Regions from separate parts of the Homo sapiens genome. Here region 1 is linked to region 2. The links are chromatin contacts, found by Hi-C or POLR2A ChIA-PET in ENCODE. All regions are on one chromosome and are shown on one strand. Each heading gives the region's core, a stretch centred on a gene start or an enhancer-like site at or near the end of the contact. The rest is flanking DNA. Distances are from core to core; before and after follow the strand shown.

The links. Hi-C counts contacts between places; a loop is a spot of excess contacts on that map. ChIA-PET counts read pairs that join two places held with the same protein, here RNA polymerase II (POLR2A). Pooled maps may share reads with other maps.
Region 1: a pooled map shows a loop between it and region 2 (2.3-fold over the local background). The contact joins the promoter of PSMB10 here to the enhancer-like site in region 2. A Hi-C loop is called at or near these places in 1 of 50 pooled maps. POLR2A ChIA-PET finds 5 or more read pairs at or near these places in 2 of 52 experiments (WTC11 and activated naive CD4-positive, alpha-beta T cell).

Annotation. Positions count from the first base shown.
Region 1 is chr16:67,933,754-67,938,341 of GRCh38, reverse strand. PSMB10 (proteasome 20S subunit beta 10) reads left to right here and starts at 1,492. Exons shown (of 8, transcript NM_002801.4): 1 at 1,492-1,648; 2 at 1,857-1,944; 3 at 2,030-2,127; 4 at 2,239-2,379; 5 at 2,645-2,760; 6 at 2,864-2,922; 7 at 3,394-3,545; 8 at 3,671-3,836. The coding sequence starts at 1,593. The coding sequence ends at 3,782. RefSeq lists enhancers at 1,313-1,562, 1,813-2,092, 2,383-2,572, 2,723-2,922.
Region 2 is chr16:67,779,417-67,784,096 of GRCh38, reverse strand. All of the region lies in intron 2 of RANBP10 (RAN binding protein 10), which reads left to right. Among named protein-coding and RNA genes, the nearest start is that of RANBP10, 25 kb to the left of the region's middle. RefSeq lists an enhancer at 2,488-2,637. Within about 2 kb of position 2,421, at least 4 of the 41 ENCODE cell types and tissues checked have a DNase peak (open chromatin) inside an H3K27ac peak, as active enhancers do.

The DNA of each region.
Region 1 (4,588 bases), core at 243-2,742, 160 kb before region 2:
TGCACTCCAGCCTGGGCAACAAGAGCAAAACTCCGTCTCAAAAAAAAAAATTTATTTTTAAATTAGCCAGGTGTAGCCACAGCTGTAGTCAAATCTACTAGGCAGGCTGAGGTGGGAGGATTGCTTGAACCTGGGAGGCAGAGGTTGCAGTGAGCCAAGATGGTGCCACGGCATTCCAGCCTGAGCAACAGCAAGACCCTGTGTCCAAAAAAAAAAAAAAAAAAAACCGTAAAATAGGCCAGGCACAGTGGTTCATGGTTATAAGCCTAGCACTTTGGAAGGCTGAGGAGGGTGGATCGCCTGAGCTCAGGAGTTCAAGACCAGCCTGGGCAACACGGTGAAACCCCATCTCTACCAAAAAAAAAAAAAAAAAAAAAAATTAGCCAGGCATGGTGGTGTGTGCCTGTGGTCCCAGCTACTCAGGAGGCTGAGGTGGAAGAGTGCTTGTGCCTGGGAGGCAGAGGTTCCAGTGAACCGAGATCACACCATTGTACTCCAGCCTGGGCAACAGAGTAAGACCCCATCTCAAAAAAAAAAAAAAAAAATTAAGATAAACCCTTTGGCAGCTGCGTGCTGCTCTTAGCCTCAAACCCAAGTCTTTTTTTTCCCCCTTTGAGACGGGGTCTATTGCCCAGGCTGGAGTGCAATGGTATGATCCATACTCACTGCAGCCCCGAACTCCTGGGCTTCCAAAGTGCTGGGATTACAGGTGTGAGCCACCAGGCCCAGACTGCTGAAGGGTTTAAACCAGAGAAAGAATGTGACCAGATTTCCAATTTAGAAAGACCCGCTCTCTGCAGGGTAAGGAGTAGCCTGGGGGTCGGGGGGCGGGGGGCAAGAATTGCAAGGTAACCAGGGAGGCCAGTGCAATGTCCAGGTGGGAGAGGATGCTAGCTGAGACTAGAAGTGCTAGGAAAAGGATGTGTGCAGACAAGAGGTCACTGGGGAGGTGAAATAACAAGGCTTGGCCATGAGTGGAACCCAACACCCATGGTGCCCTCTTGAGAGAGGGAAGATGGCACCTGAGATGGAAGATGGAAAGACCAGGGTCCCTGTGACTGAGGACTGAGCCTCTGTTTGAGGTTTTTGCAGAGGAGTAAAGGCAACAAAAGAGGCAAGAGTTGGAAGAAAGGTGACAAGGAACAAAAGTCAGCTATGCCTGATGCTACTGGGTGGCCAGCAACAATGCTGACTTGGCCAAGGCTCTGAGAGCTTTACTATGCTGGGACTGGAGGTCAGAGTTGAGGCTAGGGTAAGAGCAAGGGGCTCAGATGGAGGGGGAGGAGGACCTGAACAAGTCCAGAAGGGAAGAGATTTGTCCCTCTATCCAACAGAGTACCCAGTGAGCAGCACAGAGGGCACAGCAAGGGACATCACCCGGTTCCCCAAATGCTCAGAGCCACAAGTGAAGCCAAAAGTGAAAGACAAGATGCAGAAAACCGCCACGGGCCTTTGAGGAAGGGTAAAGGCGAAAGCGAAAGCAGGAAGTACAGACGTGAAGCCTAGCAGAGGACTTTTTAGCTGCTCACTGGCCCCGCTTGTCTGGCCGACTCATCCGCCCGCGACCCCTAATCCCCTCTGCCTGCCCCAAGATGCTGAAGCCAGCCCTGGAGCCCCGAGGGGGCTTCTCCTTCGAGAACTGCCAAAGGTGAAGCGGGGGCGCGGGGGGCGGTCACTCCTGAGCCGCCTCTGCTTGCTCGTGGCCTTTTTTCCTGGCTGGGGGTGGGGGAGGGTGTGTTGGTCGACTTGGGTTCCAGGCTTACCCCGGAAGATGAGGGAGACGGGGACCAGGTTAGGGGAAGCAACAGGGGTCTTGAAAGCAGAGCCGAAACATGGGCGCCCTCCTCCGTTTCCAGAAATGCATCATTGGAACGCGTCCTCCCGGGGCTCAAGGTCCCTCACGCACGCAAGACCGGGACCACCATCGCGGGCCTGGTGTTCCAAGTGAGCAGCGGGGAGGGACGGGGAGCTGGAGGGGAGCCGAGAGTATCGAGCAGGCACTGAAGCTGCGGTCCCTCCCTCTCCTCAGGACGGGGTCATTCTGGGCGCCGATACGCGAGCCACTAACGATTCGGTCGTGGCGGACAAGAGCTGCGAGAAGATCCACTTCATCGCCCCCAAAATCTAGTGAGACTCCCGAGCCCAGTTCCCGTACGCAAAAAAGAACGGCCCCCTCGTTCCCACTCCGGTCCCCGCACGTCCCAGCCCTGCCCACACCGATCCTCCCTTTTGCCTCAGCTGCTGTGGGGCTGGAGTAGCCGCGGACGCCGAGATGACCACACGGATGGTGGCGTCCAAGATGGAGCTACACGCGTTATCTACGGGCCGCGAGCCCCGCGTGGCCACGGTCACTCGCATCCTGCGCCAGACGCTCTTCAGGTGCGGGGGCAGGGCTAACAGGACCCCGGCAGGGGTAGTTACGGGGTTGGGGCCATTGGAAGGCGGGACAGAAAGAAGGGCGGGACCGCGACGGGCCAGGTGACCGGAAGAGGCCGGCCCAAGAGAACCTGGGCTACAGGAAAAGGCGATGTCAGTCATCGGGCGCCAGCCCACAGGAAGGGGCGGGGATAGCACCTAGGAGCTGGGCATAGAGAGGTGGGGCCTAGGCCCCAGCTTGTGGCCGACCCCGCCCATCCTCGAGCAGGTACCAGGGCCACGTGGGTGCATCGCTGATCGTGGGCGGCGTAGACCTGACTGGACCGCAGCTCTACGGTGTGCATCCCCATGGCTCCTACAGCCGTCTGCCCTTCACAGCCCTGGGTGAGCGCTTCTGTCCCTTCTCCTCGAACTCTGCCCCTGTGACCTTGGCCTCACTCCAAACGGCGTCGCAGCGGTTGACTTCAGATGCTTCTCCTGCCTTCAGGCTCTGGTCAGGACGCGGCCCTGGCGGTGCTAGAAGACCGGTTCCAGCCGAACATGACGGTGAGCGGCCTCTGTCCCCGACTTTGTGGTCGCTGGTGGGATGTGCACCCGGGAGCTGGGGGAGCACAGGACCCTGGCCCAGTGCGGGTGGCTAAGGCTTGTCGGAGGAGGTGACCACTGAAGGGTGAGTGGAGTAAGGGCAGAGAAGTGCGGTCCCGACATAACACCGTCCAATACCAAAGCCTGCACGGCTGGGAGAAGTCGAAGCTCACAGAGGATCTTTAGGAGCCGAGGGCGGAGAGAAGGACCAGTAGGGTCCTACTTATATCAACGTCTGGAGCCTAGATTTTGTTTGGGGTGGGATGGAAGCAGGTGATGTTGCCTCAGAGGTGGCTAAGGCTCAGAGGGAGAAACACAGTGGGGGTTTGGAGGGCAAGACCAGATTGGGTAAGTGGACAGGCAAGTCCCCAGGCTGTAGCCTAAGTTAACAGCAGAGAGAGCCCGTTAGGTCTCACACACCCATCACCGCAGCTGGAGGCTGCTCAGGGGCTGCTGGTGGAAGCCGTCACCGCCGGGATCTTGGGTGACCTGGGCTCCGGGGGCAATGTGGACGCATGTGTGATCACAAAGACTGGCGCCAAGCTGCTGCGGACACTGAGCTCACCCACAGAGCCCGTGAAGAGGTGAGAGCTGGAGATCGGGGACCACAGGGATGTGTGGGGCTATAGCAGGGGAGATAGGGGGCTGCAAAAAGGGGATGGGCCACATGACAGGCCCATGTTCAGAGGCTGTCCCTCCTCCCTCCCAGGTCTGGCCGCTACCACTTTGTGCCTGGAACCACAGCTGTCCTGACCCAGACAGTGAAGCCACTAACCCTGGAGCTAGTGGAGGAAACTGTGCAGGCTATGGAGGTGGAGTAAGCTGAGGCTTAGAGCTTGGAACAAGGGGGAATAAACCCAGAAAATACAGTTAAACAGATGGCTGTGTCATTCTTGAGTGGAATGGGGTGGGCAGGCAGCCAGCAGGGCTCTGTAGCTAAGGCGTCCCTGCAGGGGCCATTACCTACCATAGCTCTAGTGTCTGGCCTAAGAGATGCCCTTCACCCATAACCTCAGGCACCTACAACTCCAGAACCCCAGCCCTGGCCAGCATTGCAGGCTTGGTCTCCACCCAAACCTTCCTTCTGACTCCACACTTGAAGGCTCCCCCACCACTCCACTGTCTTGCTCTTGCCCTCTAGTCCACTGGAGACTTGTAAATTATGAAATACCCCATGTACTACCCCCTCCTAGAGACTTTCCATGGCTCCTCAGTGGCCCAGGACAAAGCTCATACCTTTCAATCAGGCCCCCACAGGCCCCACTGAGGGCTAAAGTGCTGACAAGAGGAGCCGCTCCCTGACTCCAAGGCAAGTTCTCACCAAGCACTCCTCAACCTCGCAACATCTTTACCTGTGACACCCCTTAGATGACGAGGCATGCCTGCACTGCTCACGTGAAGCTCGTCTTCTGTCTGCACATGCTGGGCTTGTGACTCCAAGTTTTCCAGGCTAATAAGGGTCACAGGACTCACATGGGGAGAGATGACACGTTTCTCCAACAAACCTTTGCTGGGCCCCTGCTGAGTCTCAGGCCTGGCTGCTGGGTGCCAGCAAGAGCATCCTGTCCTCAGCGAGAACGGCTGAACTCCGCTGGAGCTTCAGAAATGTCAGGGAGAGTCTACCCAG
Region 2 (4,680 bases), core at 1,172-3,671:
ATTGCTCTATAACTTTCTTTTCCTTTGATGTCTTTTTTTTTTTTTTTTTTTTGAGACGGAGTCTCTCTCTCTGTCACTCAGGCTGGAGTGCAGTGGCGCCATCTTGGCTCACTGCAACCTCCACCTTCCAGGTTCAAACACTTCTCTGCCTCAGTCTCCCGAGTAGCTGGGATTATAGACACCCGTCAGCACGCCCGGCTAATTTTTTTGTATTTTTAGTAGAGATGGGGTTTTACCATCTTGGCTAGGCTGGTCTTGAACTCCTGACCTTGTGATCCACCTGCCTTGGCCTCCCAAAGTGCTGGGATTATAGGCGTGAGCCACCGCACTCAGCCTGATGTCTTCTTAGTGGCTTTTTGATTGCTGTTCCAGGGTCTTCCTCATCTTGGGTTTGCATCTGGGCACTGCACATTTACAATGTGCACAGACATTTTTCTGTGAAGAATTGAAGTCTAGGTCAAAGCTGGGAAGGAGCTTAGGAGCCTTTGGTTTAACCTTTCCTCCTCTAATAAGGAACCTGATATGTGGGTTGAAATCTAAGACCCATAGTCTTGAATTAGGCTGGAGTGTCTGAGACCAGCCTTTTAGAGTCAAGGGTGTTGTGTTTGGAGCCCTGCTGTGAAGTGTTCTTGTCACCTCAGAACTCTTCAGGAGGCAGGAGGGGAAGTCAGACTTGTTGCCAAAGGGGTTCTCTGTGCAGGGTTCTCAAACTTGTTATCAGGACTGGGTGGTAGAGTACAGTAAAGGGGTCGTCTCCTTCCCGTGGCCTTGTACATATCTGGGAGGTGTGAGAGTCAGGTGGCCCTGGTTTCTAAAGTTCTGTCCTCTGTCCACCACCAGGCCTGCCTGGGTCGCAGAAGAAACTCTAGTCAGTTGGAGCTGTGCCAAATCTGTCTCACTGCAGCAGGGTCTCCTGCGTGTGTGCTCTGTGCCCAGCTTGGGACATACTAGGTGCCATGTGAGCCGGAACCTCAGGGCCTCTGCTCAGCAAGGATTTTGACTGTTTCTGAAGCTGTACTGTTGTGATGCAGCCTCTGCCCTTCTGTCAAGACTCGGGGTGCTAGGTGGACCAAGGAGCTGACTGTGAAAGCCACGTTCCCTAATGTGTCCCCCATCACTGAAATGTCCTGGGGTGATCCAGAGAGAGTCTGATGAGTGAGAGCCAAAAACCTCTGCAGTATGTAGCCATTACTCTTAAAAGTGGCTTTTAAGAGATGGCTCTTAAAAGTGGCTTTTAAGAGATGGCTCTTAAAAGTGGCTTTTAAGAGATGGCTCTTAAAAGTGGCTTTTAAGAGATGGCTCTTAAAAGTGGCTTTTAAGAGATGGCTCTTAAAAGTGATTTTTGGCCCAGCACGGTGGCTTATGCCTGTAATCCCAGCACTTTGGGAAGCCGAGCTGGGCGGATTACATGAGGTCAGGAGTTGACCAGCCTGGCCAACATATAGTGAAACCCCATCTCTACTGAAAAATACAAAAATTAGCTGGGTGTGGTAGCGCACGCCTTGTAGTCCCAGCTACTTGGGAAGTTGATGCAGGAGAATTGCCTGAACCTGGGAGGCAGAGGTTGCAGTGAGCCAAGATCGCGGCACTGCACTCCAGCCTGGGTGACAGAGCAAGACTTCGTCTCTAAAAAAATAATAAAATAAAATAAAATATAAAATAAAATAATTGGCTGGGTACGGTGGCTCACACTTGTAATCCAAGCATTTTGGGAGGCCAAGGCAGGCTGATCGCTTGAGCTCAGGGGTTCAAGACTAGCCTAGGCAACAGGGCAAATCCCCATCTCTAAACTACCCAGGTGTGGTGGCACTCACCTATGGTCCCAGCTATTCAGGGGGCTGATGTGGGAGGATGGCTTGAGCCTGGGAGGCAGAGGTTGCAGTGAGCAAGGTCTCACCATTGCACTCCAGCTTGGGAGACAGAGTGAGACCCTGTCTCAAATAAAAACTAAAAATAGAAATTAAAATTTAAAAATTGTAAAAAGTAATTTGTGTTAGTTGTAGAAAATCTGGAAAAGCAAAGAGAAAAAGGAATCCAAGAGGACTGGACTGTGCTTGCAGCTCTCCACATGACTGCAGGGTTTCAGCAGACTTGAGCTCGGGTGGCAGGGCTGGGTGGACCCCCTTGCTCGGGTGGCAGCATGGACCCCCTGCCAGTTGCAGTGGATAGTGGGAGCTTCTGGGTGGATTTGTGAGTGTGGACACCTGTGGGCCTTTGCTGCCTGCTTCCAGGTGCGGTTGCTTCTTCTCTATCTTGTGTTCTGGTGGATCTCGACTCCACTTGTCCCAAGCAGTGCCTATTTGCTGCCCTCTTCTCTCTTGAGCTAGATAGGGCAGAATAGCTGTTCTCGTATCTCCACCTTGCATTGTGGTTTTGGCAGGCAACGGTAGGAACTGAGAAGTTACAGGCCTACTCATGGCCTCACTGCCACGAAGAGCTTGTCTGTTGCCTCTCTGTGCTTCCTGTCTCACCTCTCTGGCATGATATTTCTTCTCCACTTTGCTGCCATATAGAAGAAAGGAGTAAATCAGATGGCTTTACCTTACTTTCACCTGTGTCATAGCGTAAATAATTCCCTCTCCCCAGCTCCTGAAATATATCCTGCAGTTAGAAAAGAAGGCCCTGGTAGAGAAGTGTTGGGAGCTAAGCTGCTCTATCTATTCTAGTCACCTGCTCCGGGAGTAAAAGCCCTTGTTGCCGCCCTCCCTCCCAGGCTGACCCAGGCAGGTTGTATCTGTGAGTGTTTCTAGCATAGCCTGGCCCATTACCAACAAGGAAGCAAATATTCACCTCCTTTCTCCTTGGTAATCTCAAGTAAACAGGTGTTTGTTTTAGATGTCCTGAGATCCAGGCCTTCCAGAATGGCCTCATTTCCTTACCAGATCCTGATGCTGGAAGATCCTCCAGTGTATGAATGAATGGACAAAGTGGGGTTGTCCCATCATCCACCTTCAGCCTCCGGCACTGCGCTCAGGTGCTCGTTTGTCTGATCCTGTTGAATGGCTGCTTTGGGGGCTCTCCAGCCTCAAGGTAATAGCTGATAAAGCAGGCTCTGAGAGCACATGGGACATGCCAGTGGGCATGTGTTGAACTCAGTGGCAGAGGTGAGATTGGAGTCTAGGATTGTAAACTGTGTTTGCTCCTTGGAGCTGTGTTCTGAGATGTGTGTGCGTGGCATCAATGCCAGGGCTAGAGAGCACAGCTGGAGAATGGCTGCTGCTAACTCTGACTGAGCACTTTGGCTCCAGTATTTCCAAGTGGGTCTCAGAGAATTGACCTTTCCTTGGTGCCTGGTTGTGCTGGGCAGTGTCTTGGGCTTCTCTAGCTCCTCCCCCACCCAATAAATTAACTGTGTTCTAAAGAGCACTTGCCTGTCTCCACATCATCCCACTGCTCCTGTCCCACCCTTGTCATCTTCCATGGGAATGACTCTGGAAGTGTCCAGTTTTGGTTCTTCAATCCATTTTTCAAATATCAGCTGTTTGATCAGCTGTACCCTTTCTTTTTTTTAGAGACAGAGGTGGTCTTGTTATGTTGTCTAGGCTGGTCTTGCACTCCTGGCTTCCAATGATCTTCCCGCCTTGGCCTCCCAAGTAGCTGGGATTATAGGCTGAAGCCACCATCCCCAGCTTAGCCCCTTCTGTGGCTTCCCATTTACCTCTCATGAAGTTCAGACTCCTTAAGCTAGCATGCAGGCTGTGCATGCACAGCCCATTTCCAGATCCAGCTGTCTGTCTTTCTAGGTCTGCCCAGACTGTAACCCAGTCATACTAAACTTCTCTTAGTTCCCCAACCACGTGGCTGCTTTCTTGCCTCTATGCCTTTTCACATTCTGCTGTGTTTTTTTGTTTGTTTGTTTGTTTTTTGAGACGGAGTCTAGCTTTGTTGCCAGGCTGGAGTGCAATGGCGCAATCTCGGCTCACTGCATTCTCCGCCTCCCGGGTTCAAGTGATTGTCCTGCCTCAGCCTCACGAGTAGCTGGGACTACAGGCACCCGCCACCACGCCCGGCTAATTTTTTTATTTTTAGTAGAGATGGGGTTTCACTATGTTGGCCAGGATAGTCTGGATCTCTTGACCTCGTGATCCACCTGCCTTGGCCTCCCAAAGTGCTGGGATTACTGGCGTGAGCCACCGTGCCTGGCCCACATTCTGCTGTTTTTGAGTGGACCATGATCCTCTTTCTCCTGTCATTTACTTTACCAGGCCTTGGCTCAGCCTTCACTTCCTGAGGGAATTCCCCATTTTGAGTCAGCACACCTTGACTCTCTGGCTTGCCCTGACTTGACATTAGAACTGTTGGAGGGCAAGGATTGAGCCCAGGCCCCCACCCTTATGTCCCCAGCATCATACTGGGTACAGGGCATTTTTGTTGATGACATGAATGACTGGAAGAACCTCTATGAAAAGAAATTTATCACACCTGTTTTTACTGAATTACTCAACGTTAGCAAGGACCCAAGAGCTCCTAATAACTCAGCCATATTCAGGTGCCTGCAGAGATCAATAGAGGAAGGGTAGTGTCAGTGGCCTCCTATGGGGATTCTTCCTGTTCCATAGATGCAAAGATACTGCAGTATGTGTACAGGAGAATGAGTTTGAGGTTTTTGTTATGCCCTTTCCTTATTTATTTTTGTCTCATTCTTGGCAGCTCAAAGGGTACAAAGTGGTATCTCGCTGT